Regions from separate parts of the Mus musculus genome. Here all the other regions are linked to region 2. The links are chromatin loops, found by intact Hi-C in ENCODE. Cell type or tissue: left cerebral cortex. All regions are shown on one strand. Each heading gives the region's core, and the rest is flanking DNA. Links, peaks and the distances in the headings are about the cores only. Region 1 has its middle 200 kb from the start of 3100003L05Rik. Region 2 has its middle 79 kb from the start of 3100003L05Rik. Region 3 has its middle 95 kb from the start of Gm30501.

Region 1 (8,476 bases), core at 98-8,097, 120 kb before region 2:
TGGCAACACTGTCAGGTGCTCAGGTCACTGAATGCTACTAGGAACTAGGAGTCCCCTCTAGGTACCCCTTGTTTTATTGTTATGATGAAAACACCATGACCAAAAACAACTTGGAGAGGAAAAGATTTATTTCAGCCTATACCTTCACCTCACAGTCCATTGGGAAGAAAGTCAAGGCAGGAACCCGGAAGTAGGAACTAAACCAGAGCTCAGGGAAGATCACTGCTTACTGGCTTGCTCCCCATGGCTTGCTCAGTTTGCTTTCTTAGCACCCAGAACCACAAGGCTAGGAGTTTCACCACCCACAATGGGCTGAACCCTCCCACACCAATCACCAGTTAAGAAAGTATCTTGGAGGCATGTCCACAGGCCGATTTGGTGGATCCAATTTCTCAACTAGGGTTCCATTTTCCCAAGTGACTCTAACTTGTGTCTATAAAACCAGTCAACACAACCCTGTTCCAGGGAAAACTAGTACCAGTAGAGACAGGCTAGCTGGGGCCAATAACTCAGCCCTACTTAGTTCATGTTCCTGGACAACCCTCTCTTGGGAGACAGTTCCTTCTCTAGCTTTTGATCCTTCCTCTCCTTGGAGACCTTTCCGTTCTTGCTCTTATCCTGTGAGAGCTCATGACCTCTCCTTTTGGATTAGTCCCCCCCCCCACCCCCAGTGGCGATGACAAATGAGCCCAAGCATGTCACCTTAAGAAAAACAGATTTATTATTTTATGGTTCGGGAGGCCGGAAGCCTAAAATGGCCCTTATGTGGCTCAAGTCAGGCTGCTAACAGAACTGCAAGCCCTCTGAAGATTCTAGTGGATAATCTACCCTCTGGCCTTTGCTAGCTCCCAAGACTATGTCCAACAACTTCAAAGCCAGCCAGTCCACCCTCTGCCTTCTGCCTCATCACCAGACTTTGGCCCTTCAGAACAGCATCTTTTTCACAGGGACCATCCAGGTGGTCCTAAAGCATCTCTCTCTTTTTAATTTTTAAATTCAATTTAAAAAAAACTTTATTTTTAAGAATTTCACAGATATATACGAAAAAATATTATCACACCTACCTCTTATTTCCCCCTCTAATCCCCCTGTATCTCCCCCAGTTTGTCCCCTCCCAACTTTATTTTTTGTTTATTCTTTATAACTCTCTCAATCTAGTTAGTATTGTCTGCATGTACATGGCTGAGAGGCCGCCCACTGAAGCATGGGAAACCTACAGGTGGCCACCCACTGCAAAAGAAATGGTGTCATCTCCCCAGAAACTATAGTATGACCTCAGTAAGGAGCTGGACTTGGGGGTCATCAGCCATCTGCTGGAGTTAGGCAGGCTTGGTTACGTCGTTCTTATGTGGGTGACCGCAGCTGCAGTGAGTCCATGAAGAGTCCTTTCCACTCTGACATTCTTTCCGACTCTTCCTCCAAGTCTTCTTATCTCATCATCTTTACTTAATCACATATATAAGTTCATCTAACACTTCCAGGTCCCAGGGACTAAGAATATGGACATTTAGGGGACTCTGGGTAAAGGCAATGCTGCCAAACCAGATGACCTGAGTTGAATCCCTGAGATTCATATAATGGAAGAGAACACTCCCTGAAGTTGTCCTCTGGCCTCCATGTGTGTTCCATTTTGCACATATGTATTCCATGGTGCACACACACACTAATGTTATGGGATTAGATTTTTCAAAGACTACTTTAATAAGGGTTCTCAATTGTTTTGAGCCCTGTTTCTAGACCACCGTCCAAAGGCAGGGGAGAAAGAAAGAGTAAATAGGACAAGGGGATGTGGACTTGTTTAGAAGTAGTTATTTGGGGTAATTCCAGTCTCCATTTTTAGGATACCAGCAGGCCAGTTCAGCAGTGTCAGGATACCAAACACAAATCAGCAATAGCAACATAATCCAGCAGAAACCTCCAGGCCTCCCCCAAATTGGGGGGAGTCAGTGGGAGCAACCAGGACCAGCTGGACTGCCAGGAGTTCTCTGCCATGCCTCTCTCAATGAAGTAAAGATGAGCAAAGATGCAAGACCAACAAAGAGCTGCACAGTTAGCTATGCAAGTGCCCTACCACTGTTCGTTTATACTCTCTCCAAACATCACATGTTCTCCCATAGGCCTTGCCTCAGCAAAATGTCTCGTGAGACTGCCTCAACAACACCATGTGAGTCTGCATCACATGACACAACCAGGAATGTTCACTTTATAACATAAATGTTTTCTGATTAGATATGGACATCTTTGGGGAATATTATTCTGCTAACCACTTCCCTTAGTGCAGTCTTCAGTCTTCCCTCTTTATCTCCTTTCCTGTTAGAAATGTCTGCTCTTGAAAGTTCAAGCTAAATGGAAATCTTACAGATACTTTCCCAAGCCTCCAGGCTTGGAAAACTCGCTTTTCTTTTCATTGTTATTGGTTATTTTATTTATTTACATTTCAAATGATGCCCCCTTCCCAGTTTCCCCTTCACAAGGCCCCTGTCCCCTCCTCTGTCCTCTACTCACCCACCCACTCCTGCCTTAGCGTCCTAGGATTCCTCCTGGATAGCTCACTTTGTTTTCCACCCTATTGGCTTCCCGTGTGGCTCTTGATGCCACACTGTGTGTCCTTATATCTGAGTGTAAAAGGATGACAGACAGAGGAAAAATTAACTACTAGAGACAGACAGGTGTTAGTAAATGTGCTGCCACACTATCCTGGCAAGTGTGGCTGAAAACCTGGGTAGGAGTCTCTGTCACAGCTGGAGTGTGCATTTGCTCAACTGTCACTGCAGAAGATGACATGCCAGGCATGCACCTGTGTTCTCAGCACTCAAGAGGCCAAAGCAGGAAGAACAGGAGTTTCAGATCAGCCTGCCTCCAAACAACATGTTGTTTTGGCTTTGCATTCATGCTGAAACATGGTGTTTCAGGCGTTGCATGCAAGCACCATAGCCTGACTTGTTCACAGAGGTTAATGTACATGGGCACCAGAAGACTCATTCAGGAATGCTCACAGTGCAGTGTACAATGGGCCAACTAAAAAGGACGACATATCTATCCTAGGAACATATATAAGGATACAGCTCCAGAAATGAACAGAATGTAAATACAATAGTGTCAATAAAGTGAAAGAATTGATGTGAGAAAAAGGTAACACAGAGAACACCCTGTGCTTGCTTCATTCACATAAATCTCAAGAGCAGACAGAACATCTCATCTTCCAGGTCTGTGAGAGTGACACTCTTCCACCAATAGGTGGTTCCTAGTTTGTTCCTGACTCTGTGCAAGCCGTAACTATGCTGGGAAGGATGGTGAGTGAGTGTCTTTTGAAGCTGGGTCACAGGCAGGATGCAGCTTCAGCCTGGGGTTCCTCCTGGGATGCACATCAAGGAATTCTCAACCTTGGTGAGGAGTTTTCCTATCAGCAAGGGCTGGGCCACAGAGAGCACACAGGCATAGAGGTGTTAGAGGGCCCCCAGCTATGGTTTGAATTTCTCTACCCTAATGAATTCAGAGCTGAGCCTTTGAGCTACCCCCACAAAGACATAATAGAAGCAGACAAGGCTTGTATGCCCTCACTGCAGGGACCATAAGCCAAATACAATAAACCAACCAACCGAAAAGTAAAGAGGCAGAACTAACCTGTGGCGTTAGAAGGCAGGAGCATGGTTAGCTTAGAGGATCAGTCAGGAAGCAGAGCTAGCAGTGCCCTGGGCTTCAACGCTAGCTCGAGCTTCACTAGATCCTCACTTGTAAATTTATGGACATTTACTGGTCTGCACACCAGTGTTTCTCTCTCCTTCCCTTCCTCCCTCCTTCTATCTCTTTCTCTCCCTTACACCTATCTCATTTCCTTCTTATATAGATATTTATGTGCATATGTGTCATGCTTCTATAAAAAGAACATATGCAGTAGAGCAGGAGTTAAGTTCTGGACCAGATCCACCTTAGTCCCTGGCACAGACAGAATTGAGCTGTTACTGTGCTCCTCGGAACAATTTGTTCCCAAGGAACATAAACGTAGAAGTCAGACGAGGCTCTGGGACTCTTACACTATGAAAAGACCAGGCATCAGACGTGGTTGTAATCAGAGGCTTGGACAATGTGTCTGTTCTCAGTCCAGGCTGGCTTTCTCAAGGGAGCGTCTACTCCTAAGTCCCCCCAGCCCACATCTAGGACAAAAAAAAAAAAAAAAAAAAGAGAATTTATCCCCCAACTTGTTCCCACGAAAGAGGTAACATCTTTTATCTCATAAGTCAAAGTGGGTCATATACATTTTCCTGGGCCAATTGGTTTTGCCCAGGAAAATATAATATTGTGATTGTCAAGGACATTGTCAAACATCAGTCCTGGGAGCCGTCACTCACACCCCAGCCACATTAACGTAAGTGGAAGAAAGCAGAGTCTTAAGGCCTGAGCCTGATGTTCATTGCCTGCAAACTGGGTTGAGTGCTGAGCGCCACGTGTCTCCCTGAAAGTGAAGCTGCATGTTTTGCTTTTTTTATGAATTATGATCCATATATTTTATTTAGGTGAATAAATGTATATTCTAGGAATACAAAGATATCAAATTAAGTCTTTTAGAGTCACCTGATTTTTAAACTCAATGCTAAAGTGTTTTTTAGTGAAAGGTGGAGTTTCTCAGGTCCGACAGCTGGCCAATGGCCTTGCTCAGGTTATAAACTTCTAAATGTATACCCGATTGCCTCTAGAAAGGAAGAAAAGAGAGGCAAGGAGATGAGAGAGAGGACTTGCCTCATATTGTCTTGTAGATTCTTCTCTCACCTACTGTTTTAAAGATGATGATAAATGAGGCTCAGAGAAATTGAGTGACTTTCTTCAAATCCCATAGCTGTTGCCAGCTGATACATGCAAAGCCATCTCCTGCTAGCTAACCACACACACCTGGGGTTCTGAAGCCCACGTGGTAGATGACCCCATAACCCATACATTTCAGTGTTCGGGGCTGCCCTTAGCATGGTAGGAGTTTACCAGCATCTTGGGTTTCTGCGTGATAGGAAACTGCTCCTCCATAGCCTTCAAGCTAACTGGGGCAATCAAACTGTCTGAACACTGCTGAAAGATCCCCCACAGAGCAAGCATTCTAGCTCAGAACCACTCTTTCTACAACAGCCACTGCCCCCTCTGATTGATGGGGCAGGGGAGAGTCATTTTCATGAGCCCCAGATTCTTTATCTGCAAAATGGGAACCCAAGCCATAGATGTGTGGCTGTGTGACTCCATGGCAGAGCATGTGCCTAGCATGAGTGAGACACTGTGCCTTACTCCAGCTTAGACCGCACAGTGTAGGCCTACATCATATGAACCGGGCAGTTGGCAATTAGCTGGTACCTTAAGTGCTTCCTACCTGGCAGGTGAGGAAATCTCTCTCACTAAGTTGAATGTGATTTTCCAGAGAGGATGTTTTATATTTGGCAAATTAGAGACACACTGAATTGCAAATGAAGACAGGCATTTGGGGCTACTCCTGTTGCCTAATTAGTACAACTCCATTGACAGCCCTGGCTCCTTCAAAGGACTCTCCCTGGGATGTGGGCCTTCTGCAGAGTTGGCTAAGAACTCCACACAGAGTCAGATGTCCGACATCAAACGTTTCTGTGTTCAGAAATGAGCCCAGGTTCTCCAATGCAGAGCTCTCTCGGTAAATGGTCCCCTGCTTATTAAATTCCTGCAGTGGCCACTTTAATTGGGCCCGCCCCTCCTACTTGGCTAGCCAAGGCTGTACAGCTCTCCTCTGGTTTGAGGTCCCAGTTGGAGGTGATTGCCTCCAGTTGCCCAGGTTCCTTAGAGAGGACTGGCTGGATCCTCCCTGGCTCCTCCCACCCCAAGCACATACAGATCCACTGAGTCAGCTCTTTAATCCCAGTTTGATTAGAGTAAAGCCATCCCTGAACAAACCCACATCTGTGTCCCTGCTGTGAGCGGGACAGCTATCTCTGACCCAGGGCCTTAGGAAGAGTAGCCGCAGTCTTGATGGCCCTTAATCTCTGCCCTTGGTCTTCCTGATGTCGGTCGGAGGCCGGATGCAAACACAAGACTGAGAGACTGAAAGGTATCCTCCAAATGGCAAGCATCTTAGGACATTTCTCAAGCAGAGTCTCAGCAGAGGCCACAATGGGTCTGAATGCCAAGGGCTACCTGTAAGTGTGTGTCTTGTCACCTACTTAGTATTTGGCAAACAGGTAGCTGGAAGACTTTTGAGCAAGGTGTATGCGTGTAGATTTCTACGGTCTCAATTGCTTGGTGATTATATTCACACCACTGTTTCCTGTGTGCTGTGTGCACCAGGAAGTGCTCATTGCTTGCTTTTTTGTTGTTTTGTTTTGATTTGTTTGTTTGTTTGTTTTGGTCAACTTGACACAAGCTAGAATCATCTGGGAGTAGAGAATTTCAGCTGAGAAGACACCACTACTACCTTGACCTGAAGGGAAGTTTATGGGGGCATTTTCTTTATTAATGATTAATATGGGTGATTTCAGCTTATGCCACTCCTGGGCAGTGGTCCTGTATGATAAGAAAGCAGGCTGAGCAAGCCATGGAGAACAAACCAGAAGGCAGAGCCCTTTCCTGGCTTCAGCTTCTGTTTCTGACTCTAGGTTCTTATTCTCAGTTCCAGCCTTGACCTCCCTCAGTGGATTGTGATCCAGGATATATAAGCCAAATAATCCCTTTCTTTCCCAAGTTGCTTTTGGCCATGGTGTTTAACACAGCAATACCCTGCTCAAGATAAGACATCTGAGTGAGTGTGTGGGTAGATGGGTGGGTGGGTAGGATTGATTGACACCCCCCCCAGAGAGGGGCCCCAACAGGCTGCTCTACCTGCAATCTAACCCCTCAAACTGGATTCTAACTATTCACACTGGTCTCATATTTTGTCTGACCTGATCTATTTATCCGTCTATACAATTGGATCCCAGTTTCTTTCTGTCTTTTCTCACCAGCCTTCTGGTGTCTGATAGTAAATAAAGTCGTGGGCACCTTGCTGTTTCCCCTTGACTCTTGTCTTTGATTTTTATGGAATCAGATATGGGCTTCCAGAGAGAATGGTGCTCACACAGATGCTAAGTACCCATCCAATTCAATATAGTCCTGTTCTTTCTCTAGTTAATCTGAAGGAACTCAGGCTCTAAACAGGCCCTGTCCATTCAGTCACAGGTCTGCATGATTCTAGTGAGTCAGGATCAGTGTGTCTGAGAGATTCAGAGCACACGCATCCTAGAGATGCCCTTGTCCCATCTCATGTCAAGCATAAGAAAATTCTTTGTACCACATTTGAGGGAAGCTCATTATCTGCAACCAAAAATAGGTTGTAGAAATGCTTGGAGAACCAATGTCCCAGAGAGAAGTGGGATTGCTCCAGTGTAGATCATTGTAGCTCCAGTCCCAATTCAAGGAGCCTGAAGGGCTGTAGAATTCCTCTGTCACAGAGAGAGTCATGTCTATAGAAACTTAGTCCTCGGTGTGCACGGAGAGTATGGTTGATACTCAGCAAGTTGGTTTCCTAGGATTTGGAGGTAATGCTGTGCACGAAGCCCCGAATCCCAGCCTTCTATTGCAGAGCTAGGGAGACAGAGGCATGAGGACTCCAGGTCAGCACAGACACTGGAAGAAGCTGGGAACCCTGCTTGGCCACATTGCTCCAGGAACTTGGAGGAAGGATGTCCTCCCTCTGTGTCTCCTTCTTCCTATATGTAAAATGCATACCGCACAATGCAGACTTAGAAATCCTAGATCATAGTTAGAACGTTGTGTTTGTCCTATTGACCCCTAATGATAGCAATTTTTATTCTGACAATTTTATACCTGTATACAAGGCACTGGGATGACATTCACCCCCACACTACTGCCCTCTCCTTTCCCTTCCAACTCTTACCAATCCCCTAATTCCCATCTAGTCCTCTGCTTACCTCTTATCCTGTTCCTGTTTTTTTCCTCCCTCCCTCCCTCCCTCCCTCCCTCCCTCCCTCCCTCCCTCCCTCCCTCCCTCTCTCCTTCCCTTCCTTCCTCCTTCTTCCCTTTTTACCCTCCTCTCCTCTCTTCCCCTTGATTCCTTCTGTTTGTGTTTCTTTCTTTCTTTCTGTGCATAAGAGAACTTTGAATTAATTTAATCTTATTTTCATAACATAAAAATGAGAGAGAGAGAGAGAGAGAGAGAGAGAGAGAGAGAGAGAGAGAGAGAGAACTTGGTGATGGCTGTTTGCTGAAGTGGGATTTGCTTGGTGATAGTGCAGGAAACCAGTCCTTGATGGTGAATCAGAACACAGACTTAGTGAATTCCTCACCCCTCTTAACATGTTCCTGCAGATGCTTTCCTGGTAACATGGCATGTGTGGCTGCAATAGGCACAGCAGAAATTCACCTGAAGAGCATCTTCAGGCTTCCAGGGGATGCTAGCGGGATGATGATCAATTGTCTGCAGAACCTTTGCTTCTCTAGGCTTCACTTGTGACTTCCCAAGAGAATATAGGTTCTT
Region 2 (8,476 bases), core at 83-8,082:
GGGGAGCTCTTATCACCCAGGCTGCTGCACCTGTAAGTGGGGATTGCAGGTGATATATACTCTACTCACTAAAGGAAGACCCTGTTTTCCTTGCCACTTCCCACAGCTTCTCACTGACACTAGACAGCATAAGGACCAGTGGCTACACAAGAAGGGATGCTGATAAGGTGGGTACTGTACGCTGGAAAGATTTCTTTTTGAGAGACTTAGTAGTTCATAAATAATCAACTTCCTATCACCTAATTAAGGGTATGAACGATGCAATCCAGGTAACCAGAATTTAAACCCTGAATCTGCCACCCCATGGCTCTGTGAATGAACGGAAACATCTTTACCCTCCTGAACCAAGAGTCCAGATCTGCATTGTTTCATCTCTCTTCGGAAGATTCTGTGAGATCCCTAAGATGTGTGAAATACATGGCTTCTAAAGTAAATATCACATTGCTGCTACTGAGTTGAGGTGCTAAGTGTGTCGGCAAGGGGTATGTTTTAAGAGCCACATAAGAAAGCAGAGTCAGATGTTCAAAGTAGAGAACCAGCCTGAACCTGCTCTGGGCAATGTCTGCTGAACTTCCTAGACAGCTCAGGAATTCCAGTCTCCAGTACTAGATCTTGAGACCTCATGTATCTGCATAAGACTGTGCATAAAATGATGCTCACCACAGCATGCTCAATAATTTTATAAGAAAGGTATATGTCCATTAAATTGGGGACAGTGGCTAAGTAAAAGAAACAGTATAGTCACTATATGGAACGTCAATTAGAGTTTAAGTGAAGGAGATGAATCTATGCTCCATAGTTACATAAACAAATTACAAAGCAATACATGCAGAATGATATAATTTATGCACTACAGGATGTAATTCTATGCTCTAATCATGAGAGGAAGATCCAAAAATGTTTACAACGCTGACATGTGTATCACCAGGGAAGAGGAGCCAGCTTAGAGTAAGACTTCCTAAGCTAGATATGATGATGCAGCTGGTAACCCCAACACTTGGGAGCCGGAGTCATCAGGATCAGGAATTGGAGGTACACCCATGCTACGGCAGCAAAGCCCTGCATTAAGACAACTGATAGAAAATTTAGGTTCCTAGTCAAAAGAAACTGTAGAAGAACCTCTACTTTTTAAGACAAATTATTCTTTGTGTAGTATGTGAGTGCACATGTGAAGGGCAGGCATATGCATGCCAGGGCATGTGTGTGGAGTTTATGGGGTGATCTTCAAGGATTAAGCCTTACTTTCCTACATTGCTTGAGACAGTGCCTCTACACTTCTGCCTTGGCCAGGCTGGCTGGTCCACAGGCCTCTGCAGAGCCTCTTGTCTCCACCTCCCCATCTGCCCTTAGGTGTCCTTGGATTACAGATGCTTCCACTATTGTATTTGCCTTTATGTGGGTTCTGCAGATAGGAACTCATATAGCTGAGCCTGTGGATCCATCTTCCCAGCCTCATCTCTACTTTTTAAATGTTTTACAAGAATATATTCATATTTAGCATGTGTAGTCAAAATCTTAGGAAACCCACAGAGAAGGCTTAATCTCTATATAGGGCTGAGCCCAGAGGGTTGGATAAATTCCCCGATTCCCAAGTTTAATGTCTAACTCTGATTTCTTCCCTGGGTATGAAAGCATCCTCGAAGATATGGAACACCCAGCCTTTTATTTCTTCTGTCCTGCAAAAACTGTTTTTGGAGGGAAATTGTATGAGAATGCACAGCCTGTGCTTACATTTGTCTGAACATTTCCTGGAACAGGGGGCAACTGCCTGACCTCCCCACACCTGGACCCATAGTTAACAGTCTGTAAAAAAAGTTGCCTCCAAACCGCACAGACATGTGAGATAGAGCATGGGTATTCACAGAAGCCAGCTACAGTCTGAAGAGATGCTAAAGCAAAGATATAGATGGAGAGTAGCAGGATGCAGCTGTGAGCAGCCACCAGTAGTCAGGTGCTCTGGGTAGGCAGGTGCTCCGAGAGCCGAAGAGAAAGTCATGCATGAGGACAAGCTATAGACGTGTTTGACCAATGGCAAAATCATGGAATGCTGGGACAGGCACAATCTAGAGCTACCTTGGAACTCTGCTTCAACAACCAAGACTGCTACTGGGAGGCTGAGTGATGCCCTAGACCTTAAAGAGATGATGAATTCCAGTAGATGCCAGTGGCTTCTAGTCATTGCTGGCTTCCTTGTCCACCTGTGTCTTTTATGGGAGACAGAGCTGCTAAATTACAGGCTTCACAGCTGGTTATCTGTAGTTTGGATCAGAACTCTGCTGGTATTAATTAAATTGTCTGTGGGTAGAGTAAGAAAACTACAACTTTAAGAGGTTTTAACCCATAAAAGCATGGTTCTTGTTTCTTATTTATTACTAGAGACAGAATACTGGGTCTTATGCTTGCTATGTAGACACTCTGCCTCAGAACTACATCCCCAGCCCCATATTTCATGCTTCTTTTGTGCATCCACGAAGCACCCATTGGAGGCCTTGAGTTGTGTTCCTTTGCAGGTTGTTGATGTCATTATCATCTGTAAAAGTAAAAAAAAAAAAAAAAAAGGAAGGAGGAAGCCTGATGAATTGGGTGCTGGCTCTGAGACATGTCCTGTGTACTCACATTTCAATGGTCATAGCAAGAGCATGACTCACTATCAGAAAAGTCAAGCATTTTATGCAAGCAGGAATACCAGCACTAGAACTTGCAGCAGGAGCAAACTCCCCCTCCTCGTGTCTGATTGGAGGTGATTATTGTTTACCGAATTTTATGGCTTTGATGTGAAATGTCCTCCACAGGCTCATGTGTTTAAATGTTTGGTTTCCAAATGGTAGGATGGTGGTGCTGTCTTGGGAGGTTGTAGAGGACTCTGGACATGGAGCCTAGATGACATACATAGATGAGCTGGCTTCTCTCTCTCTCTCTCTCTCTCTCTCTCTCTCTCTCTCTCTCTCTCTCTCTCTGTGTGTGTGTGTGTGTGTGTGTGTGTGTGTCTTGACTGCTAGAGCAAAGCTTCCGGCGCCTCTAAGGCAGACCATTCATGATTCCATGTCACTATAAAATGTATCCCCTAAACAAATCATTCCTCCTTTAAGCTGTTTCTTATGGGTTATTTGGTCACAACAATGAGAGGAATAAGCAACACACCTAACAAGTGGTGGTCAGAAATAAACCCAGACCTGAAGAGATGCTTAGCATGATGTACAACCCCTAATAAATTGGCAGTGACTACTGGCTTTATTGGAGCCAAGAATTTACGAATCCCTGTTACCTACAATCAACTTGGCCCAGCTTCCTTTCCTAAACCATTACGATGGGGATAATCTCTAAAGAGCACAGATGGGTTGACATCTTCTCTATTAGCCATCTATCTTCAGGATGTCAAGAAATTGTTTATGCCATTCCTACTATTCATAGGTGAGACCAGAAATGTGGCTAAGGTCTTTGATGGATCACATACTGAGCTAAGGGAAGACTGCCATGGAACCTGGAGAGCAAAAGTTGGATAGAGAGACTGTGCTGAGGGGTTTATTGCTAAAGCTTAGTCATTGCCAGGGGTGTGGGGGTTGGTGCAGGGAAGCTCACGATGCAGAAATAGAAGCAGGAGCAGGAGCTGCAGGCAGGCGAGCAGATGGAAGTTATTTTTAAAAGGAGGCTGTATAAAGCCGTAGGTGGAGAAAGCTCTAGACACAGAGAGCCAGGGCTATAGGTTAGAATGTCCTAAAGAGAAACCTGTATTATCCTGACAAGGCTGAATTTTTTCTCAAACAACTTTCTACACCCTGGGTCCCCAGCATCAAAAATAAAGACATAATTTTAAGAGTCAACATGCAGTTTTCAGGTGGTGGACAGCTAAAACTGTCCCAAGCTGCTTTGAACAGAAAGGGAAGCCAATTGATGCATGTAGTTGGAAAGTATAAGCCAGACATGACTTCAGGCAGTGATGCATCTGGGTGCTAAAATGGTGTGATTGGTGGTATTTATGTTTTATTGTTTCCTCACTTATGGTCTCATTCTTGTGCAGATGTCCCTGTCCAGGTGTCCCAGTGGCAGCCAACACCTCTCCTGAGACACACCAACACAGCAGCTAAGCATTTATAAGCATGATTATTCATTCACTTATCTGGGTCTAGGTATCTACTTTCCTGAGATATTTATTGGCTTGAGTCTCCTCTCTATTGAAGATAACCAAGAATCAGTGTACCAGACCCACATGACTTCGACAGCCAATGCATGACTAGAACTTGTATATCATCCATAATGAGATACTTGGAAATCTTTCTTAGAGACAGAGATAGAATAATTGTCTTCCGTGGGTGAACCCAAAGTGACATTTACTGAACTGTTCAGAACCTGAATTAAAAAACACCCATTTTTCTTTGCATTTGGCCCACCTGTACAAGTTCCCCCAAGGCCTGTTTCACATACCTGCTGCTTTCTGAGGGGTTCCGAACTCCCTAACAACCTTTAGTTTCTTTCTTCCACCTTGCTCCCCTGAGGCGTGGGTCTACATTGGGCCCATGTGACTGATGCTCTTTAAGGCCAGTCTTGGATAGCATCAGTTTATTTTGGTAATTGATACTTAATGTGAGAGCAATGGACAGATGGATGGATGGCTTATGAAGACTCAACTGGAAGAAGTATTTGGGATTTACAAGACCTATTGAGGTGAGGGCAGTGCCAGAAGCACAGGCAAGTAGTTCTCAGAAATGTGCAGGACAGGCACAAGCACGTGAAGGTGGAGATGTTTCAGTTCCCAGGCCAGAGCCCCCTTTATCTTGGGATTTCCTTTACTCTCCCTAGAGATCCTGGTCAAAGCAGAGGGTTAAAAAACATGATGCTGGAAGTGTTTCCCAGCTCTGCCACTTCAGGGACAGACTCTATTCTGTGTTCATGATTTTTCTTTGCTGGAGAAACTTTGAGGAGCCCTTGGAGGTCAGCTTACCTCCTAGAATACCCATGCTTCTCTGTCTCCTTCTCCCAGGCAGCTGCCTGCTAACCCAAAATAGAAATGCTAAAGTATGGACCAGACTAATGGAGCCTGGAGCCTGATTCTGGCAGCTAAAGAAAAGTGGAAGACTCCAGAAGTTCACATGGCAGACAGACTCTGGCTCTGTGATGGGAAGACGGTAGCTCTCTGTGGCATCCAATGCCTGACACACAGCTTTTGTGCTGCCAACTCAGGCTTCTGGGAAACATGAGAGAAAGAAGGGAACAGTCCTGTAGAACAGATAGTCCATATAGAAAGTTTCCATGGAATGTCTTTATTTTCTTCGGAACAAGGCAGGGTGCAGTCATTTTCTGATAACACATCACATAGTACCTGCCATCCGTACATCATGAATAATCCCACTTGATCAGTTATCTTCTAAGAAGAGCACTGTCATGACCTCCCCAACCGCGGCACACTTATACACACACACCACACACACACACACACACACACACACACACACATTTCCAATGATGTGGTAAATGATTATACTGTGATCAGCTGACCTTGTCCTTGGTTTGAAAGCTGGTAGGTGGAACAGCATGACTTAAGTGGTTTTCCTAATGAGCATGGGATATGGTGAAATAAAAGATTTTGCTTTCAGGATCTCCCTAGCTGCATAACTCTGCAGAAGTCTTGCTTTCCTCATCTGTAAATGAAGCCAAAATAATAAGGTTGATTACCAAGTAAGACGGCACAGGTACATATCTATTATACAATCTAATTCTCTGCAGAGGCGGGACAGCCAAGAAGACATAGACTCTTAGCTCATAAGCAAATTATTTAAGCTCCATGAACCCAAGACTTGAAATTGGAGGTGGAAAATTTTTTACTAGATCATTTTATCTGTTAAATAACCAGTAATAATTGCTAGTTATTAAAAAAAATGTTGTGAGTATTGACTGAAAAGCCACCTGAAAACATTAAGCATGTCACATTCACAGATGCCAGGAAGGCTGCCTGCTGCTCTTCCCTCTTTGACAGCCTATTACCAGCCACATCTTCATTCACTGGGTCCAAACCATATGAGGCCCTGATCCAAACTCCCTTCTGTCAGATCCAGACCAGAAACAGATTAGAGTGAGCAGATTAGGGAAGGGACCCTCCTCGTGAGCACCAGTTGGGCATTAGCACAGTTAAAATCTAAAGTGAGAACTTCTGGTTTCTTTGGAAAGTCAGTCGTGTTGGATGATGATTTGCTGGGGCAAACACATGAAGGAGTGTTTTCCTGAAGCAGACACAGGTAAAAAGATGATTTGCTAAAACAACAACAAAAAAACCCACACGCATAAAAGGATGCGCAATAAAGGATTCTTCACTAACAATACACATGTATATTGGCTTGCCTCCCATCGTGTAGCTGAGCTCTGTTTGTTGTGACTCCATAGAGAGAAAGGCACTGAAACCCTTCTAATGGTGGTCTGGTGGCTTCTTGGTGCCGTAGACTCAGGCCAATTGGCAAAGTGACGGCAGCTAATAAAGACGCACATGAGGTTTTGCTAAGACAGACTCACATGCTGAGGCAAGACCCATGGAGGACACATGATGTTTGGCGGGAGTATAAATAGAACTCAACAGACAATGACAGGGGATTGCATAGCTCGCTTTACAATGCTTCTTGGTCTGGAGTTTTCCCTGATCTTCACTTTGTTAAGAGAGGCATGTCGACGAACTTCTGACCTAATCGCTCCTGCTGACTCATGCCAATTTAGCTGAGGCCTGGCTGTTTCTGCTAGGTAATGCCACTACTACTGATTCGTGTTTACTATCCCAACACCACTAAACTGGACTGCCGATATATTCATAAAGTCTTTGTGAATGGATCAAGCTGCTGTTGCTAAGTGCTGTGATCTGAACTGCGGACAACGCAGGTGGGAGTTGCTCCAAAGACCCATTTCTAAACAGATCTACTTCCCTGTATCCTAATAACGTTTACTTTCTACTTCTGTTGGGGAATGGGCTAAAAGAGAGGTTAAAACATTTATAGAAAATGTTATAAAAATTGGGGTTTAAAAAGTTTAAACTACAAAAATCTGTTTAATTTTTTCTTGGTGTTCTTAGTGTTCCTTCAGTGCATACTACAAGGATTACTGCTTCCTTTTAGCAAATAAGCAAAGCTGTTAGGGGTGGGGAAGTTGGCTCTCCTCCTCACTCCAAGCGAAGGAACTCTCAGTTCCATGATCAGCTGAAGCACTCCCTGCCAGCAGCAGCCATTGCGGTCACTTTGTGGATAATATAAGATTAAACAAAGATTGTGGCTTAACACCCTGGCTCCTGAAGACAGTTTTCAGCAGCCTCTTCTCCATTAGAAGAAGCCTCTAAGAAATCTAGATGGTTCTAGAATTATTTCTACTTTGGCCACAGGGGGCGCACTATCCCCATTAAAGGGGTTGCTGAGATTGGGGCTGGAAAACTAGGCTGGGACTAGTCCCTAGTATAAATGTCAGACACCATGACTGAAGCTAAAAGGTTAAGATGTGGTTGGTCTGTTAGTTAGTTCTTGTTGTTGTTGTTTTGTCAATTTGACACAAACTTCTCATCTGAGAAGAAGGAATTTCAAGTTAGGAAATGTCTCTGTCAAATTGGCCTGTACATAGTTCTGTAGGACATTTTTCTGATTAATGGTTGATGTGGGAGGGTCTATTCAACTGAATAGAGTGCCACTGCTGGGCAGGTGACTCTGGGTTATATCAAAAACTAGGCTGAGCAAGTCTTAGGGAGCAAGCCAGTAAGCAGCACTCCATGGCCTCTGCTTCAGTTCCTGCCTCTGGGTTCCTGCCTTGAGTTCCTGCCCCAACCTCTCTTCGTGATGGACCATACATTTTAAGTCTTAGTAAATTCTTTCTTATGCAAGCTGCTTTTTTGCCGTGTTTATCACAGCAAGAGAAAACAAAGTAAGACAGTAGTCCAAACAAATGGCTATGATTGATCAAAACAAATGGCTGTGGTTAGTCAAGATACCCCTCCTCCTTGTCATAGAATCAGGATTCTTAGGCGTACTGTCCTAGTTTCATCTCTGTCTCTGTGATAAGGTATCCCAACAAAAATCAACTAAGAGGAGAGGGTGGTTTATTTCAGTGTGCAATTGCAAATCACAGTCCGTCACTGTGGGGAAGTCAAAGCAGGAACTTCAAGCAGGTAGTCACATCACATCCATAGTCATGAGCAGAGAAAATGAACGTGTGCATGCTTACTTGTCTGCCTCCTATGTTCATCACTTTTTCCCCACAGTTGCACAGTTTGACAACCCCCATTGGTAGGGAATTATGCCACCCACAATGGGCTGGACATTTCCTCATCGATTTAAGACAGTCCACCATAGACATGGCTGCAGATCAACCCAATCTAGATAATGTTTCATTGATACTATTTTGCTGGGTCATTCTGGGTTGTGTCAAGTTGACAATTAAAAGTAGTTGTTATGTTCACTCAGATTTTCAGCTAGAAGACTCTTCCTCTGTTGCTAGAACATTAAGCCCAATAAAAATA
Region 3 (8,476 bases), core at 160-8,159, 330 kb before region 2:
TAGATGATACACACACACATTTAAAAGCATGTCCAAACACATTGTAGGTAAATGTCCATATTTACATACACTGTTACAGAAACACACACCAATGTAACACTAAAGTGGGATTTAAGGATGTACAATATTTGTACTCACAGAATTACCATAGAGGATACACATGGATATACTAAACTTGGACATGTAGTGGGTATTGGTTGCTATATACTATTACATTCATGAGCAGTGCTGTAGTAGCATGTCCTTGCCTGTTCTGTATAGCAGTTCCATGAAAGCAGATGTTGTACACCCTTGAACCTGCTGTAGTGTTACACTGACATACATTTCCATAACAGTGTATGTAAGCACGGCTGCTTTCATACTTGTAGAGGAGAGTGTGGATTCATGGTGGAAATTCTGGCTTGCTGGGGATTTTTAAAAAATTCTTTGTGGATCAGTTGTATTCAGGTAAATGGCAAAGTGACAAAGGTGACTCAAGAGAGATGAACCTCAGCATAGAAGAGGCTCCTCAGAGTTCACCACACTGAGGATAGGGTGTCTGCACAAGTAGTGTTTGAACCTCTATGAAGGGAACTGCTTCAGGTCCTTTTGTGCATGGTCTTCCTATATATACCCAGGGCTTCATTTACATATCATTAACTCCTTGCTAGAGAATAGAAAAACTTATTTATTTATAGTACAGGCCAATGACTCAGAAGAGTGTTGAAGGGGGAGGAAAGGAGGTAGGGAGGGAGTGAGAGAAGAAGGAGGAAGACGAAGAGGAGGAAGAGGAGGAGAAGGAAGAGGAGAAGAGAGATATTGAAGGAGATGTTGATACAGGAAGATAAGAGAGATACATGAAGAGACACATAGAGGGCATAGAGAGATATAGATAAAGAGATACACACACACACACACAGAGACAGAGAGACAGAGAGAGACAGATTGATTGATTCTGGAAGATTTGTTAAAGCCCAGAGTTTGTTTTCAGGATCTCCTGAACAACTTGTGTGGTGCCCATTCCTTGTTTTCAGAACACCCTCCACATCCACCATCATTGCCTCAGAAATTCAGTTCTTGTGCTGGGACATCTACTGCCTGGGTTTGGTTTTCCAAGGGGCAGAGCATGGTGCAGGAGAGGTGTCATAGCGTTCATCTGGGAGGTGATTCTAGAGAGCTTGATGGAGAACTGGCGTTATGAGGTAGAGAAGCAGGGAAGCTAGTGAAGGATGCACCAATAATCAAGAGGGGGTGAGCAGAGACCTGCATATCAAGGGACTCTGGGAGACTGTGGAGAACATCTTAGTGACCTCAACACAAAGGCCAGGGGTGAGAGCAACCACCTGCCCTCTTCCAGTGGCCATTGCTTACAGGTTGCTCCATGGAGACTGATAGGTGCCTAGGATTGTGATGAGTGAGGGGATGAGCAGAGCCTTTTGGAATCCCCTGATATTTGCATTTGTTATTAATCTATCTATCTATCTATCTATCTATCTATCTATCTATCTATCTATCTATCCATCAACCTATCTGTCTTTCTATCATCTACCTGTCATCTGTCTATCCACTCATCTTCCTTCTTTATTTCTTTGTTTCTTTCTTGCTTGCTTTTCTTTCATTCTCTGTCACCTACCTGTCATCTATCTTTCTATCTATGTATCTGTATTTATATTCTAAGACACTCTCCAGTTTCCTATACAGTGAAATTCTTGGTAGCCAGAGGAGATCATGTTTGAAATTACTGTTGTCACACTGTCACCATGGAGCCGTCATGCTGTCCCACCAGAGGATCTCTGTGTTGCAGCCGTTTCAAGCAAGGAGGCTGCACATTTACATTTAGCCGTCAGACAGTCTCGTTTCGTCTGTAAAGTATCTTAAAATATGTGGAAGTAGTGCCAACACTTCAGCTGTGTGGGATTTAACGCACGCTCTGGGTTTCTGGCTTCTCTTGGAACAGTGGAAGACCTTGCAGTGTTGAGACTGGAGCAATATGTGGCAATGGTGGGCTGTGGCTGGCTGGCAGCTGCTCCTTTAGCTGAGACCTGTGCTGGGATCTCCAGAGTCCCCTGGGCCACCTGACTCCGGTTGAATCTGGGTCCTCTATAGGTGCTGGACCTTACATTGTGCCTGGTTTTCCTTTGCACTCTGGAGTTGTGCACATCTCCTTTTCTCCCCTACCCCCTCACTTGTCCACTGGACCTGCACTGCGGGTGTGCTCTTCCACCCAGGTGCTTTTGGGTCTTAAATTCCCTATGGGTTCTCACAGCTTCCTTCTCTCTAGGATAGATAATTTCGTTTATTGCTTTTTTTAGCCATTTGTTCAAGGTTTGCTATGGACAAATAGAAATTGTCATCTTCCCACCTATCAAACTTTGATTGGTACCTGCCACCTGGTTCTCTGCTGCTTCTATCCCTTCTTACTGAAGGTAGTGTGAACCTGGGCCACTGTAGGCAGGGCTGAGCATGACAGGACATCAGGGGTTGTGTGTAGTGACCACCACTGTGTGTGTCCGGGGGGAAGACGCCCTAGGAAAGGACTTATTAGTTATAGTTTGAATCTGAAATGTCTCCCTCTGGCTCCTGGTTGAAACGGGTGTTCTCTAGCAGATGACACTCTGTTGGGAGGCTGTGGGACATTCAGGAGGTCAGATCCGACTGGCATATAAGTAAGTCACTTGTCGTGGTCTTTGTCCATGACATTAAAGGAAGCTTTCCACAGGATGATGGGAACACTCTGACCTCTGAAGGTGTTGTGAGGACTCTAATTCTCATCACCCTCTCTGCTTCCTGGCCTGCTGCAGTGGGAACTGCTGCTGTCACACACTTTACTTGCCAGGCCTCCCCTGCCATCATGAAACCCTCTGGAGATGTGAGCTGAAGGGCTCTTTCCTCCCCTGAGTTGTTTCTGTCATATAGAGTGCTCTACTGTCCATACTCCACCCACCCCAGTTTCCCACTTCTCAGTGGCCAGCACTGCTGCATCCGGGGATGCCTTGTACCTAGATCCACTTAGTTCATTAAACATCCTGCGACTGCCATAGTCTTCCAGATGGTTTGCTACCACAGAGTTCCGAGAGGGAGCAAGCCCTGCAGGAATCTCTTTTCTAGTCTCAGCTCAGCTAATTAGACCAACTTTGAGTCCAATGTTGGAGGAGAAACTGCCAATCTAGTCGGATTTGCCAACTTTGCTTCTCTCCTGCCTTTGTCATAAAGTTTTCCTTTTTTTCTTTACACACACACACACACACACACACACACACACACACACACACACACACACTTTAAGCAGGAGCTGCTGTGAGGAGAAGGAGGGCTGGGTTACCTGCAACTCTTTGTGTCATTTATTCATTGACTGAGATGTCTGACACGGAAAGCAATGAAGGCAGAGAAAATGATTTCCTTAAGCTTGGTTCACTTGGCATCTCTCCTTGGACAATGCAAGCGGTGCATGATCGAGCTCTTTCTAGATGGGAAACGACTGGTGCAAGGACAGAAACAGATGAGTCACTTATTTTTTGGAGTTTATGAGCTGGAGGGAGCTCGTTAGAGTTTCAGCATAATAGCATCTGAGTGTTGATGGAGTCTCAGCCCCATCCTTTACGGAAAAAAAAAGTTCTTAATGCTCCAAAAGAGGAGTGAGATTCCAAGTGCCCTCTTACTCATTAAGCCAGTCAAACATTCCTTGATGCTCAGATGCCATCTCTGGCTACTGGGGACACCAACATAAAGATATATATTCCATCTTCAAGGAACTATTTTTCTGGTGTGGGAGGCAGGACAGATGGTGTGCCAGCAACTCACTCAGTAATAAGGCTTTGTGGCCAGCACGGCAGAATCAGATTCCCATTCTGATGGGACTGGTTGTTTTGTTTTTTGTTTTGTTTGTTTGTATGTTTCTTGTTATTTTTTGTTTTGTCTCCTCTCATTTGAACCACAGACCCGGGCTGTCTAACCTTAATTCCCTCATCCGCAGGAAGGAGTTAATAATATCTCACTTTAAGGACAAACCATGAGCATAGAGGATGATTGGTAAAGGTGACACACGAGAAGATGAGTGGTGGGATCAGAAAGATGGTTCAGAGGTTAAAAACACTAGCTGCTCTTCCAGAGATCCTGAGTTCAATTCCCAGCATCACACAGTGGTTCAGAACCATCTATATAGCAGGATCTGATGTCCTCAGGAAGACAGAGCACCCATATTTATAAATAAATAAGTCTTTGAAAAAACTTGAGACACTATAGCAGCAACCAAAGTAAACTATTTTAATGGAGAGTAGGGTGCTGAGAGCATGAAAGAAGAGGCCCCTCAGATCTCTGGGGGTCTCTGGGGGCATAGATCTGGGAAAAGGGGATGGATGCAGCATTTGAGCAATTGTGGAAGCATGGCAGAAGGAAGGTATAGGTATGGTCTGAGGGACAGAGTATGTGGAGGAGTGAGGAAAGAGGGCAGGGATGTAGATGGGAGGGATACAAGCAAGGCATCAGCAGTAACAATAGTCCAAGGACTAAAAGGGAGGGCTGGGTAGCAGGAGACACAGCTGTGAGCAGGTACATTTTGTAGAGTTATTGGGGCATGTAATTGGAAGTGTCTCGCTGGCCTGAGGATATGAAGTTGAGAGTCCTCTGCTTAAACATGGTAGCAGGGGAAGAGAGGACAGTCTTCCAAGGAAAAAGAGCAGAGAAAAGAGGGTGCTTAGGAGCAATGATGTGGGACCTGGGTAGGAATGATGAGCCTCCTTCTCCACCCTGTTCTTCCTTCTCCCTTCCCTTTGGTGATTGCCCATCTTGGAGTAACTTCTTCTTTGAGACGGCCAAGATAGATTTATCAGTGTCTTGATGTTACCATTCCAAGCTCCAGGTTTAGTCTTCACAGATGTTCATCAGCAGTCATGGGTTAGCTCTGAGATCCCTCAGACCCACACGACTACTCAATGGTGCCAGAGAACAGCCTCAAAGATCAGCCAGATCATGGTTTCTATAAACCCCATGCCCAGTCCTATCAACTGACAGAAAACAAGTGAGAAATGGGGTACTAGACCCACAAAAATGTCCTCCTGGAAAGCTGGCATAATTGAATCTTACAAAGGGGGAAATTTGGGCTGGAGAGATGACTCAGCCTTTAAAGGCTAGGCTCACAACCACAGCGGAGAAACTTGGCGTAACAAAACCTTGACCATTGTTCTCCCATGTCCTCCACCAATGATCAGCTTTGTCTAAGACCCACTTGGAGCAACCAGGTTTGGACACTAGAGACTGGCTTTGCACAGGGAACAGTCATTATAAGTTTTTTTCAATTCTTTCCAAATATTTTAACTGCTGAAGAGCAAACATCCCTGTGACTCATGTTTCACAATTTATGTCGTTGGCTTCACATACTTTTGACAGTTCCATCATGTTTTAGATGTTGTGAAATATTTGTTTTCCTCCTTAAAGCTGGGCTGGTGAAAATCAACTTACTTCATGGTTATTGATACTCTGTGCCAGAGTTTCTCATCTTCAGACACGTTGACGAGATAATTGACAAGTTCCTGGGCAAGTTGAGCCTGTGCCTGGCATCCTGTGTGTGACTTTATGTTTTGCCACATCCAGGTTTCCACTCATCAGCCGTGATTAGCAATGTCCTCACCGGGACAGCCCAAAGCATCTTCACATGAAAACGCCCTATCCTCACCCCACCCCTGGGCCCAGACTGACTAAAAGCTGTTTCTCTACAGTTTGAGAACACAACACGCTAGGCAAGAAATCAAGAAGATGGTAAGAAATGAAAACAGACTCCAGTGCTAGGGCTGTGGCTCAGTGGTAAAGCAGTTGTCTAGCACGCAAGAGGCCCTGGGTTCCATCCCCAGCACCACACAGAGAAACCCACAGCTGCAAAGGAATGAGGGTTAACCTTGATACGATGCAGGCCAATGATCTTCTGCCACAATCCCTTACTTTTCTTTTTGCCTCAACACAGAAAGAAAAACACGAGCACTTCACCCAGTAGCAGGATAATTAGGCACAGGGACTAAATGAGATGCATGCAATAAAACAGAAACCAGTTGGAGTTCTTCAGCCAGAGAATGGAAGAAGATGGCTGCCTATAAATAACACAATTGTTAGCCAAGCCCTCAGAAAACCACTCAACATGTCAGTGTCAGAGGAAGACGTGTCCAAGGCTTTAGATGCTGAAAATAAATACCGAGAGTCGAAAATAAATGGCATTATTAGCAGAAAGGGAGTCCCTAATTAACCAGCAATAGTCCATTACTGTAGCCTTCAATTCATTAAATTGCATAATTACATAAAAACTCAGTTGACGCTTGATTCAGTCAGTGTATCTGGTATTGTCTCCTCAATAATTAGTTCTATAATTGTCAGCTTGACAGGGCAATTAAAAATGTTTGAAGACGTGGTGTCAGCTTCCCTGTGTGAAGCTGCACCAGGCACGACCGTCTCTCGGAGACTCGTCCATCTGGGTACTTGCATGCTTCCAGATCCTGGGATGAAGAGGACCATGGGTAGGGGGTTGGAAGCATCCCACAGAAAGGCATTTCAGCTTCCTAGGGGAAATCATTCTCTCTGTGAAAAGAGGTGGGTGTGCTGTCTCCCAGCACAAAGCCTGTGTTGGAAACTGACTCCTCAGTGCAAGTACCAGGGGATGACATTAGAGAGGTGACTAAGCCATGGGGGCTTCTGCCCTTAGAAGAGGACCAACACCAAGGTGGGGCTTAGGGGTATGAATCCCACCTCTTGTTCATCTGTCCTTCTGATTGCTCTCCATGGATTGTTACAACAGCAAGGCTCTTGCCAGGTGCTGGCACCTCAACCTTGAACATCCTAGTCTCCAAAACAATGACAAAAAAATCATTTTCTTGTCTTTATAAATTGCCCAGTCTTCAGTACTGTGCTATGGCATTACAACATAACCTAGGATCAGGTATCATTGCTTGAGTGGTCGATGTTCTAACTGCTGGGATGTGGGAGGGGTAGGTTATGTGGGAGAGTATGGAGAGTTCCAGGCTTGAGTGTGCAGGCGCTAATGCTCAGAGTGCTAGGTGCTGTGAGTGAGGACTCAGTAAGACTGTCAGGGTAGGGAAAGCACAGCCCTGGGTGCTGTCTAGGATTAGGTTTTCCGGTAATCAGGGATGCCTAGTCGTATGGGACTGATGTTCTCATGAAAAGGAGAAACCAACAAAAGCAATGGGGAAGTAAGGGAAGGGGAAGAAACCTTGCCTCTAGCCAGAATGTGTTCAGGGCTCTTACATGCTAATATGGAATAGTATAATCAATCAAAACAATTGATCAATCTATGAAGTGATGGGAACAATCTTTATGACTATGTTTGAGAGGCAAAACAGAGGCCAGTGTGCTTTGGAGTGGTGCAAGAAGGAAGGTGAGGTCAAAGTCGAGTGTGTGCGTGTGTGTTGCTGTGTGTGTGTTGGTGTGTGGTGTGTGTGCATATGTGTATATATGTTCTTGTGTCGGGGTGTGGGTACATGTGGATGTTCAAGCATTGTGAAAGCCTAAGGCTGGTGTCTTTTCTGATTGATTTCCATTTTTTTGAGGGAGTCTTTCAACTGAACCCCGAGATCAGTAGTAATATAGCTATTACTACTATTGCTGCCTATTGCTGCCTTCCAGGCTTCTGAGCACTGGAATTCCAGGCAGGCTACCATGCCTACCTGCCATTCACATGGGTACTGGAACTCTCAACTCTGGTTCTCACCGTTGGACAACAAACACTTTATCCATTGAGCTTTTTCCAGTCTCAAAGATCAGAAGTTATAGTTTGCAGTTATCATTGCACTAAAGAATTTGTGTAGACACACTAACATAAGAGCTATGACCATAGCCGGGCAGTGGTGGCCCATGCCTTTAATCCTAGCACTTGGGAGGCAGAGGCAGTCGAATTTCTGAGTTCGAGGCCAGGCCTGGTCTACAAAGTGAGTTTCACGACAGCTCGACACAGAGAAACCCTGTCTCAAACAAACAAACAAACAAACAAACAAACAAACAAAAAAAGAGCTATGACTACAAAACGGAGTCTAGTTCCCAGTTTGTTCCCCTTCCTGGTTGGTACTGACACAGCTCCTTGGTAGGGAGTTCTAAGCGCCATCACTGGCTGTGGCTGGAATGTGAACTAGGTCATTCAGATGGGTTAGGGTTTATGAACAATGCTGTTATTCTGGTCATGTAGGCTTGAGAGAGCTCAGCATAGGATGAAGCATCTCTGGAAGCCTGAGAACCTGTGAGGAGATTCTTGGCTAGTCCTAGATTCTCTCTAATGTCAAGACTGCTTCCTGCTCGACTTTGAAAAGCTGGAGGGCAGTCTAGGGATGTAGCTCAGTGTCAGAGCAGCAGACCAACATGAGCAAGACTCTCAATTCCATTCTTGGAAAAATATGTACATAAATATACACATACTTATACAAACATGCATATATACATATGCCGGTATACTTATAACACATAAATGTACATATACACATACATGCATATACAGTTATAAATTAAT

The links. A loop is a pair of places that touch in the nucleus more often than their neighbours do. Peaks named below come from ENCODE experiments on the same cell type or tissue, not always from the same donor. Only the 100,000 strongest peaks of a DNase experiment are listed, where the experiment ranks them.
Region 1: a loop joins it to region 2, with 13 times the contacts of the local background. A loop is called at or near these places in 2 of 42 quality-filtered maps.
Region 3: a loop joins it to region 2, with 8 times the contacts of the local background. A loop is called at or near these places in 2 of 42 quality-filtered maps.

Annotation. Positions count from the first base shown.
Region 1 is chr7:124,902,924-124,911,399 of GRCm38, reverse strand. No RefSeq gene overlaps it. Among named protein-coding and RNA genes, the nearest start is that of 3100003L05Rik, 200 kb to the right of the region's middle. In left cerebral cortex, for the core only: a CTCF peak has its summit at 3,246; DNase peaks (open chromatin) are centred at 3,341, 3,926 and 5,597; H3K27ac peaks cover 1,212 bases.
Region 2 is chr7:124,784,073-124,792,548 of GRCm38, reverse strand. No RefSeq gene overlaps it. Among named protein-coding and RNA genes, the nearest start is that of 3100003L05Rik, 79 kb to the right of the region's middle. In left cerebral cortex, for the core only: a CTCF peak has its summit at 7,354; DNase peaks (open chromatin) are centred at 3,584 and 3,894; H3K27ac peaks cover 1,277 bases.
Region 3 is chr7:125,110,790-125,119,265 of GRCm38, reverse strand. No RefSeq gene overlaps it. Among named protein-coding and RNA genes, the nearest start is that of Gm30501, 95 kb to the left of the region's middle. In left cerebral cortex, for the core only: no CTCF peak of the experiment used is centred there; DNase peaks (open chromatin) are centred at 1,888, 3,490, 3,705 and 6,498.